2 separate regions of the Homo sapiens genome follow, and region 1 is linked to region 2. Evidence: read pairs that join two places in POLR2A ChIA-PET (ENCODE). Cell type or tissue: B cell. All regions are shown on one strand. Links, peaks and the distances in the headings refer to the core of each region. The heading gives the core; the rest is flanking DNA. Region 1 has its middle 35 kb from the start of ENAH. Region 2 holds the start of ACBD3-AS1 (ACBD3 antisense RNA 1).

Region 1 (4,399 bases), core at 321-4,320, 460 kb before region 2:
GCTACACTCCTACTGGTAAAGATGGGTTTGTGTAAAAATGTAGCTTGAAGAAAATGATGTGTTTTAGTCTACAAAAGTAGACAGGGAACATGGTCTGTTACTAACTTGGGTGAATTTATTCTGGAACCTTTTCTGCTTTAACATTCAAAGGTTGATCCCAGGAGAAAACATTCTACTCCTCAACATGGGTCTTGCCTGATTCATTTACCAACTATGACAGTAAGTACTGATCCATGTAGTCAATGCTTTAAAAAAAACCAGTGACGACAGCCTAGACAGGCTGTTCTTTTTCTTCCTCTCCTTTTTAGTTCATTTTTGTTGATTTTGATGGAAATCTCTATTTTGAGGGAAAGAAATATATTTGCTTACTGTAATCAGATGTTTTTTGAGCCAGTGCATTAGATGTTTTCATGGTTATATCAATTTTAGTTTTATGTAATATCAAATAGATTTAAGTATTACATACATGTATATATACATATGAAATCTATCTGTAAATTATAAACTAATAATAGAATAAACATATGGGAAAACCACTTTCAACAACTTAAGAATCAGAACATTACCAGTAACTGTCTTCTTTCCTCCAGGGGTAATCATTCTCCTAAATTTGTGACTTCTTTGCCTTTAAAAACTTTTATCTTTTTTAATCGATATATCATAGTTGTACATTTTTTGGAGTAAATGTGGTATAAAAAAAGTTGACTGGGCACAGTGGCTCATGCCCGTAATCCCAGCACTTTGGAAGGCTAAGGCGGGCGGATCACCTGAGGTCAGGAGTTCGAAGCCAGCCTGGCCAACATGGTGAAACCCCATCACTACTAAAAATACAAACAATTAGCCGGGCGTGGTGGCAGGTGCCTGTAATTCCAGCGACTCAGGAGGCTGAGGCAGGAGAATCGCTTGTACCTGGGAGGCAGAGGTTGCAGTGAGCCAAGACCACACCATTGCACTCCAGCCTGGGCAACAAGAGTGAAACTCCATCTCAAAAAAAAAAAAAAAAAAAAGTTTTGCCACATATGGCATATGTTGTTTTGTTTAGTTTTGCTGGTTGGGGGTTTTATAAAAATAACATACTATTTTAGTCTTCTGTGACCAGCTCTTTTCTCTCAATATTGTGTTTCTGGGATTCACTCACATTGCTGCATGTAGCAATATAGTTCATTCCTTTTCATTGTTGTGTAATAGACAATTGTGTTAATGCTCCACAATTTACTTATCCATATTCCTGGCAATGGGCATTTGAGTTGTCTGCAGTTTTTTGCTCTTGTGAATTATGAACATTCTACATTTCTCCAGGTATGTATGTCAAAGAGTTACACTACAGGGCATTGGTTTCCAAACTTTAAAAAACTGTAATATGTTTTATACACACATATTTTACAGGTACCATAAATACTTTACATCACAACTGTACACACATGGTGCACACATATGTGAAACCAACAATTTATGAAACAAAACTTACTCTTTTTTCTTTTTTTTCACTCCAGCACTCAAGTTGGAGTGCAGTGGTACAATCACAAGGCTCACAGCAGCCTCCACCTCCCAGGCTTACGTGATCCTCCCATCTCAGCCTCCCAAGAAGCTGGAACTACAAGCATGCACCACCATGCCCAGCTAATTTTTGTATTTTTTGTAGAGACAAGGTTTCACCATGTTGCCCAGGCTGGTAAAACTTACTCTTACTATACTAAGTTTTTCCACTCTACTGAATTTTATTTTGTTTGTTTAAAAAAAAAAAAGTTGGTTGAGGCCAGAAGCAGCAGTTCACATCTATAATCCTAGTGCTTCAGGAGGCCAAGGCAGGAGTATCACTTGAGGCCAGAAGTTCAAGACCAGCCTGGGCTGGGCGCGGTGGCTCACGCCTGTAATCCCAGCACTTTGGGAGGCCAAGGCGGGGGGATCACGAGGTCAGGAGATTGAGACCATCGAGACCATCCTGGCTAACACAGTGAAACCCCGTCTCTACTAAAAAATACAAAAAATTAGCCGGGTGTGGTGGTGGGCACCTGTAGTCCCAGCTACTCGGGAGGCTGAGGCAGGAGAATGGCGTGAATGCAGGAGGCGGAGCTTGCAGTGGGCCAAGATCGTGCCACTGCACTCCAGCCTGGGCGACCCAGCGAGACTCCGTCTCAAAAAAAAAAAAAGACCAGCCTGGGCAACACAGTGAAACCCCATCTCCACAAAAATAAAAAAAAGTTAGCTAGGCTTGGCTTAATGGTGTGTGCCTGTAGTTCCAGCTACTCAGGAGGCTGAGGTAGGAGGATTGCTTGAGCCCAGGAGTTGGAAGCTGCAGTGAGCTATGATTGCACCACTGCACTCCAGTCTGGGTGATAGAGCAAGACCCTGTCTCTGAAGAGAAAAAAAAGGTTGTACCACCAAATTGTAGATGTTTGAAAACACCCAGATCTAGAATACTATACCCAGGAGTGAAACTGCTAGGTCCTGGTTATATGCATGTTTGCCTTTACAACAAAATGACACATTGTTTATACCAAACTGTTTATAAAAATTTACATGCTCATTAGGAATGTGAAATAATTCCTGTAGTTTCACATCCTCTCCCACACTTGGTATCATCAGCATTCTTAATTTTTGCTAATCTGGTAGATGTAAAAGAATATCTCGCTGCATCTGCATTTGCAATTACCTGAGGAATAATTAGCTGGCAGAACTTTTTTTTCTTTTCCCCTGTTTGAAACAGGGTCTCACTCTGTCACCCAGCTGGAGTGCAGTGGCTCACTCAGCCTTGACTTCCTTCTCAGCTCACTGCAGTCTTGACTTCCTGAGCCCAAAAGATCCTCCTACCTCAGCTTCCCCAGTAGCTGGGACTACAAGTACATGCCACCACACCTGGCTATTTTTAAAATTTTTTTTATACAGACAAGGTCTTGCTATGTTTTTCGGCTGGAGTCAAACTCCTGGCCTCAAGCAACCCTCTGGTCTTGACCTCTCAAAGCGCTGAGATTACAGGTGTGAGCCACTATGCCCAGTCAGCTTGAATATGTTTTGGATCTATTCACACACTTTGTGAAATACCTATTCATGTTTTTTGCTCACTTTTTCTATTGGATTTTTTTTTTTTTTTTTTTTTAGACGGAGTCTCATTCTGTTGCCCAGGCTGGGGTGCAATGGCACAATCTTGGCTTACTGCAACCTCTGCCTCCTGGGTTCAAGCGATTCTCCTGCCTCAGCCTCCCGAGTACCTGGGATTACAGACACCCACCACCACAACCGACTAGTTTTTGTCTTTTTAGTAGAGACGGGGTTTCACCATGTTGGCCAGGCTGGTCTCGATCTTCTGACCTCAAGTGATCCACCCACCTCAGCCTTTCAAAGTGCTGGGATTACAGGCATGAGCCACCGTGCCTGGCTCTGTTGGAATTTTTACAAGGCACCTGTTGGAGAATTTGCATCACATTCTATGGCATTTTGTGTATGTAATTCAGGCATAAATTGGAAGATTATTCCTTTGGGGAGGGATTAAGAGTCAAGAAACTTGATTTGGTCTGACCGGGTATAGGAGGAAAACTGTGGCCCCATTTTTTGTTTTAGCCTTGTATTTCCTCTTGTCAGGAATCAACCTGTGTCGGGAATACTCCCCTCTCTTAGCTAGGCCTGGTACTTTTTTTTTTCTTTTTTGAGGCTACAACAGCTGCTGAAGACAGTAGCAAGGAGAGTGTCAACCATTCTTCATTGATGCTGCTTCAATATGAACAGCGGCCCTGCTCCCCATTTCCTGCCTCATTTCTCTTTGACCTCAACTGAGTATCTTACTCCTTTGCCCGTCTGGCACTGGGATTATGGGCTCCTGAATGCTCTGGAGCTCCTTTTAATGTCATTCATAATTTAATCTTGAGCTGCAATTCTGGGTCTTTTGGTTCACACACCTCATTCTTCCTGCATATTTCACTATAAGTAGAGAGAAAAATGCTGGTCACTGGGTGCTGGTGGTAGCCATGCTCTGACCAGGGAGCCCCTGTTCATGCCTTTTGTCCAGGTCCCTGCAGTGCTGTCCTGTGGCTGTCTCTGGGCCAGGGTGGGCCTTTTCCCACCAGTGCTTTTGGTAGCAGTGCATTCCATGCAACCGCTTCACAAAGTAGATGATATTTTTCCAGGGTAACCATGTTATAATTGGGGTTTGTGTTATTAACTAAATCAATCATAATATAAAGCCAATCCAATATCATAAAAATAAAAATCAAGTGACACACAAGCCTCTGTAATAATTATGACCCAGATTAGGAGTACAGCTCATATCTGACACTGGTATGATCTGGAGCATGATTTCATCATCATCGTGTTCATAGGTGGCCCTAGTTTTGCTTTGATGAATCATCCTTGGTGGTAGCATTGGGCTCTACTTCCCATATCTAAAATTGGGTTCCTTGGAACC
Region 2 (4,399 bases), core at 183-4,182:
TGGTTGTTGTTTTTGTTTGTTTGTTTGTTTAAGAGACTGGGACTACAGGCATGGATTTTCAGGTTTATAACATGGCAGAGTGAATTCTGGCAACACACTGAGTGATGCTTGTCAATGGCCACTATCAGGAATTTAAAACAAGGTAAGTTTGAGAAATTCTCACCGTCTATAGCAGATTAAGGAGATATGATGACTGACTATAATGTGGCATCCTGGAAAGGATCTTGGAACATTAGGTAAAAACTAAAAACATCTGAATAAATATGGACTTTAGTTAATTAATGAATCAATGTATCAATATTGTTTCATTAGCTGTGATGAGTGCACCACAGTACAATGTAAGATGCTAACAACAGAGGGAACTTGGTGCAGGGTATATGGGTACTCTTTGTGCTATCTTTGTAACTTTTCTGTAAATCTAAAACTATTCTAAAATTAAAAGTTTATTTTAAAAAAGCAGATGGCACTCTTATAAAGGTAGGTCAAAACCAGATTTACTTAACCACAGAAATACCTATAATTAAGCATGTTTCACATGCAAATGAGAAATACAGAACCATCCAAAATGTACACTATTGTTGACATCCAAGAAATAGACTGGTCCATTGATTCAAGACTCAAATTTTGTTTTAAATCTATAAAACTAAAGATTACTGGGATAGATGAAAAGGCATCTTTTATGAATTTAAGCCAAGGTTTAGGACCTGTAAACAATGAAGAAAATGGAGAATTAAAACAGGAGGATGTGTTACCATCCATGCTTCTTCAGAGAAAGCAAACTCCTCTGTCTACCTTTCAAGACCTAAGGAAGAAAAACCAAACCAAAACCCAAAAAACTCAGACTCTTCTACCATATGAAATACAAGACACGGTAGGACAGTAGCTTCTAAGGCATATGGACAAATACAATTTGTGAGCTAAATCTTTAAATGGGATGAAGTGACGCTCATGTAATGAACAATTCTTAGGAATGATAAAGCTTCACTGCTGTGAGGCTAAAATGTTTTAGCTGCAAATCATTTTATGATTAGGAATGGTACAAGTACAGGGAATGCCATCTTTCATTTGAGGGACATATTAGAACTAAGATCAAGGATATTAAGGTTCTTACCTCTAGAAATGAACCCCTGCCATTTTCACTAGTGATCTTCCCAACACCAATATAACCCCAAAACTATCATCAGCTGAGGGTTCAGACTAGGCAGTAACCACCTTTTAGAAGCTCTCTAATAGGCAAGCCAGGAGAAATACATTACCTCAACCAACTTCTGAACAGAGAATTCTTATTCACAAAGCTCTTTCATTTTTTTTTTTTTTTGAGACGGAGTCTGGCTCTGTCGCCCAGGCTGGAGTGCAATGGCACGATCTCAGCTCACTGCAATCTCCACCTCCCGGGTTCAAGCGATTCTCCTGCCTCAGTCTCCCAAGTAGCTGGGATTACAGGCATGTGCCACCATGCCTGGCTAATTTTTGTACTTTTAGTAGAGATGGGGTTTCACCATGTTGGCCAGGCTGGTCTTGAACTCCTGACCTCAGGTGATTCACCCACCTCAGGCTCCCAAAGTGCTGGGATTACAGGTGTCAGCCACTGCGCCCAGCCATCTTTTTTTTTTTTTTTTTTTTTTTTTTTTTGAGATGGGGTCTGGCTCTGTGGCCCAGGCTGGAGTGAAGTGACTTGATCTCAGCTCACTGCAACCTCTACCTCCTGGGCTCAAGCAATTTTCCCACCTCAGCCTCCCAAGTAGCTGGGACTACAGGTGCACACCATCACACCCAGCTAGTTTTTTGTATTTTTGGTAGAGACAGGGTTTCATCATGTTGCCCAGGCTGGTCTTGAACTCCTGAGCTCTAGCAATCCATCCGCTTTGGCCTCCCAAAGTGCTGAGATTACAGGCAGGGGCCACCGTGCCTGGCCTCACAAAGCTCTTTGTAAGTACAGTAATTTGTATGCATACAAAAAACTTTCCTTCCCAGACATCTGCAGACAGTCTGACTTTAATGAGTCCCTGTGATGCAACAGAAAGGACAGAACAGGTTCTGATGTTGTTGAAGGTCACATGAGAAAACAGTAGTGCCCCCTGGCTAATCTGCTACAGTCCTGCTCTCTAACTGCTTTTTATTTTTTTTAATTTTTTTTTTTTTTTTTTAGAGGGAGGGCCTAGCTCTGTCGCTCGGGCTGGAATGCAGTGGTGTGATCATATAGCTCACTACAGCCTCGAATTCCTGGACTCAAGCAATCCTCTTGCCTCAGCCTCCCATGTACCTGGGACTACAGGTACATGCCACCACACCCACCTAACTAAAAAAAAATTTTTTTTGTCGAGATGTGGTGTCACTCTACAAAACGGGTTGCCCAGACTGGTCTTAAACTTCTGGCCTCAAGAGATCTTCCTTACTTGGCCTCCCCAAAAGCTGAGATTACAGTCATGAGATACCATGCCCAGACAGGCTTTTTCTTTTTTTTATTTTTGAGACGGAGTCTCGCTCTGTTGCCCAGGCTGGAGTGCAGTGGTGTGATCTCGGCTCACTGCAACCTCTGCCTCCCAGGTTCAAGTGATTCTCCTGCCTCAGCCTCCCGAGTAGCTGGGATTACAGGCACCCACCACCACGCTCGGCTAATTTTTATATTTTTAGTAGAGACAGGGCTTCACCATGTTGGCCAGACTGGTCTCGAACTCCTGACCTTGTGATCCACCCACCTCGGCCTCCCAAAGTGTTGGGATTACAGGCGTGAGCCACCGCGTCCGGCCCAGGCTTTTTCAATCTTACATTTTTTCTTTCTGTCTCAGTCAGTATTATTTATGAGCAATGCTTTGCCTTGCTGGTGGTACTCAGGAATAAAGACTGATGAAAACAAAATGCCGTGTAAGACAAAGCAGCTCATGCTTCCATATTTACCAGCTAGAATCTGGACCTGTGGTATAATGAAGGATTTTAAATCTGCTTCTGGGGTAAAAGTCAATCTGCAAGATGTACTGAAATTTCTGGGATACTCTGATGGTTCATGTAGATAATGATACGGAATTATCTTTGGATTATCTTTTGATTAGCATTAAATATTAACTGTTAAATTGAATATTAAACTTAATTTCAAGAAATGTATGGCACACCTGCAGTGTATGTTTCTGTAGATAGCCCCAGAGGCCCCAGGGTGTTGCATGGTATGGTAATATGATTGGACAACTCTGTACTTCACAAGTTGATAGAACTTTCAGGCTTATTCCATGTACTTTCAATAATATCTTTTTAACTTTATCCCACTGTAATCTGTAAAGCAACATTGCCAACCCTCTTCAAGAACAAGCAGTCTGTTTACAAGCCACCTGAAAGGTCAGTTAGTCTGGAAGAACTGAGACATGGTGCTTTTCCATTCTCACAGGGCATGCATTCCATATCACTTTCAATCAAGTCAACAAATAAATTAAGTGCTTATTAAGTGTATATAAACAAACCCTACATTCTAACTTTCCTGGGTAACAAAAATAAAGAGACCCTCTTCTCAAAAAGCAATACATTTATAACCTATTTCTTAGACCAAGATATTTTAGACTGTCCTTTAAAACACCCAATTTTGTCTACTTATTCAGAGGAAGTAAAAAAATTCCACTCTAGCAAAATAGGGATTTCCAAATGGAAAAATAATTGAAATTTTTTTAAGTGGACTATTCTGGTGAGTTTCTGTATTTACATAAAAAATTTTAGAATAATGACCTAAAATGCTAATATCAACAATATAAATTTAAATAAATGCCAGGGTTGACAGGAATTCTTACTTGCTCCTTTAAAATTTTTCAAAGTGGGTCGGGTGCTGTGGCTCACGCCTGTAATCCCAGCACTTTGGGAGGCCGAGGCGGGTGGATCACAAGGTCAGGAGTTCGAGACCAGCCTGACCAACATGGTGAAACCTCGTCTCTACTAAAAATACAAAAAATTAGCCGGGCACAGTGGTGCGTGCCTGTAATCCCAGCTACTCAGGAGGCTGAGGCAGGAGAATCGCTTGAACCTAAGAGGCCGAGACTACTGTGAGCAGAGATCATGCCACTGCACTCCAGCCTGGGTGACAGAGTGAGACTCTGTCTCAAAAAAAAAAAAATTTTTTTTGAAGTAATCTTGCATATTTGGCTTTTCAACACACACGGTTAGAAGTAAAATAGTATTCAGAAAGGAGTAAAATAGCAAATTGCCAAATAGATTTTCCTGGCATTCAGAAAAATTCAGGTTTAGGCCCCAGTCCCCTACAGGAGCCTGGCCTCATAACATTTTCAGCCCAAGGTCCCACTAATGAAGAAAGTGTTCCCTAACCATGAAGTGTTAGTCAGGAAGCATAAGGCTGGGTGACACCTGAACTATGTACCATTTCTGCCAACACACAACCCAGCAGCTACTGAATATGGACCAA

Evidence for each region. Peaks named below come from ENCODE experiments on the same cell type or tissue, not always from the same donor. Only the 100,000 strongest peaks of a DNase experiment are listed, where the experiment ranks them.
Region 1: POLR2A ChIA-PET joins it to region 2 with 5 read pairs; 1 of 35 experiments calls an interaction of 5 or more read pairs at or near these places.

Annotation. Positions count from the first base shown.
Region 1 is chr1:225,685,783-225,690,181 of GRCh38, forward strand. No RefSeq gene overlaps it. Among named protein-coding and RNA genes, the nearest start is that of ENAH, 35 kb to the left of the region's middle. In B cell, for the core only: no CTCF peak of the experiment used is centred there; a DNase peak (open chromatin) is centred at 2,759.
Region 2 is chr1:226,147,927-226,152,325 of GRCh38, forward strand. The region is part of intron 7 of ACBD3 (acyl-CoA binding domain containing 3); the gene reads right to left. It overlaps ACBD3-AS1 (ACBD3 antisense RNA 1), which reads left to right and starts at 77. Exons shown (of 2, transcript NR_146443.1): 1 at 77-142. In B cell, for the core only: no CTCF peak of the experiment used is centred there; a DNase peak (open chromatin) is centred at 2,025; H3K27ac peaks cover 1,326 bases.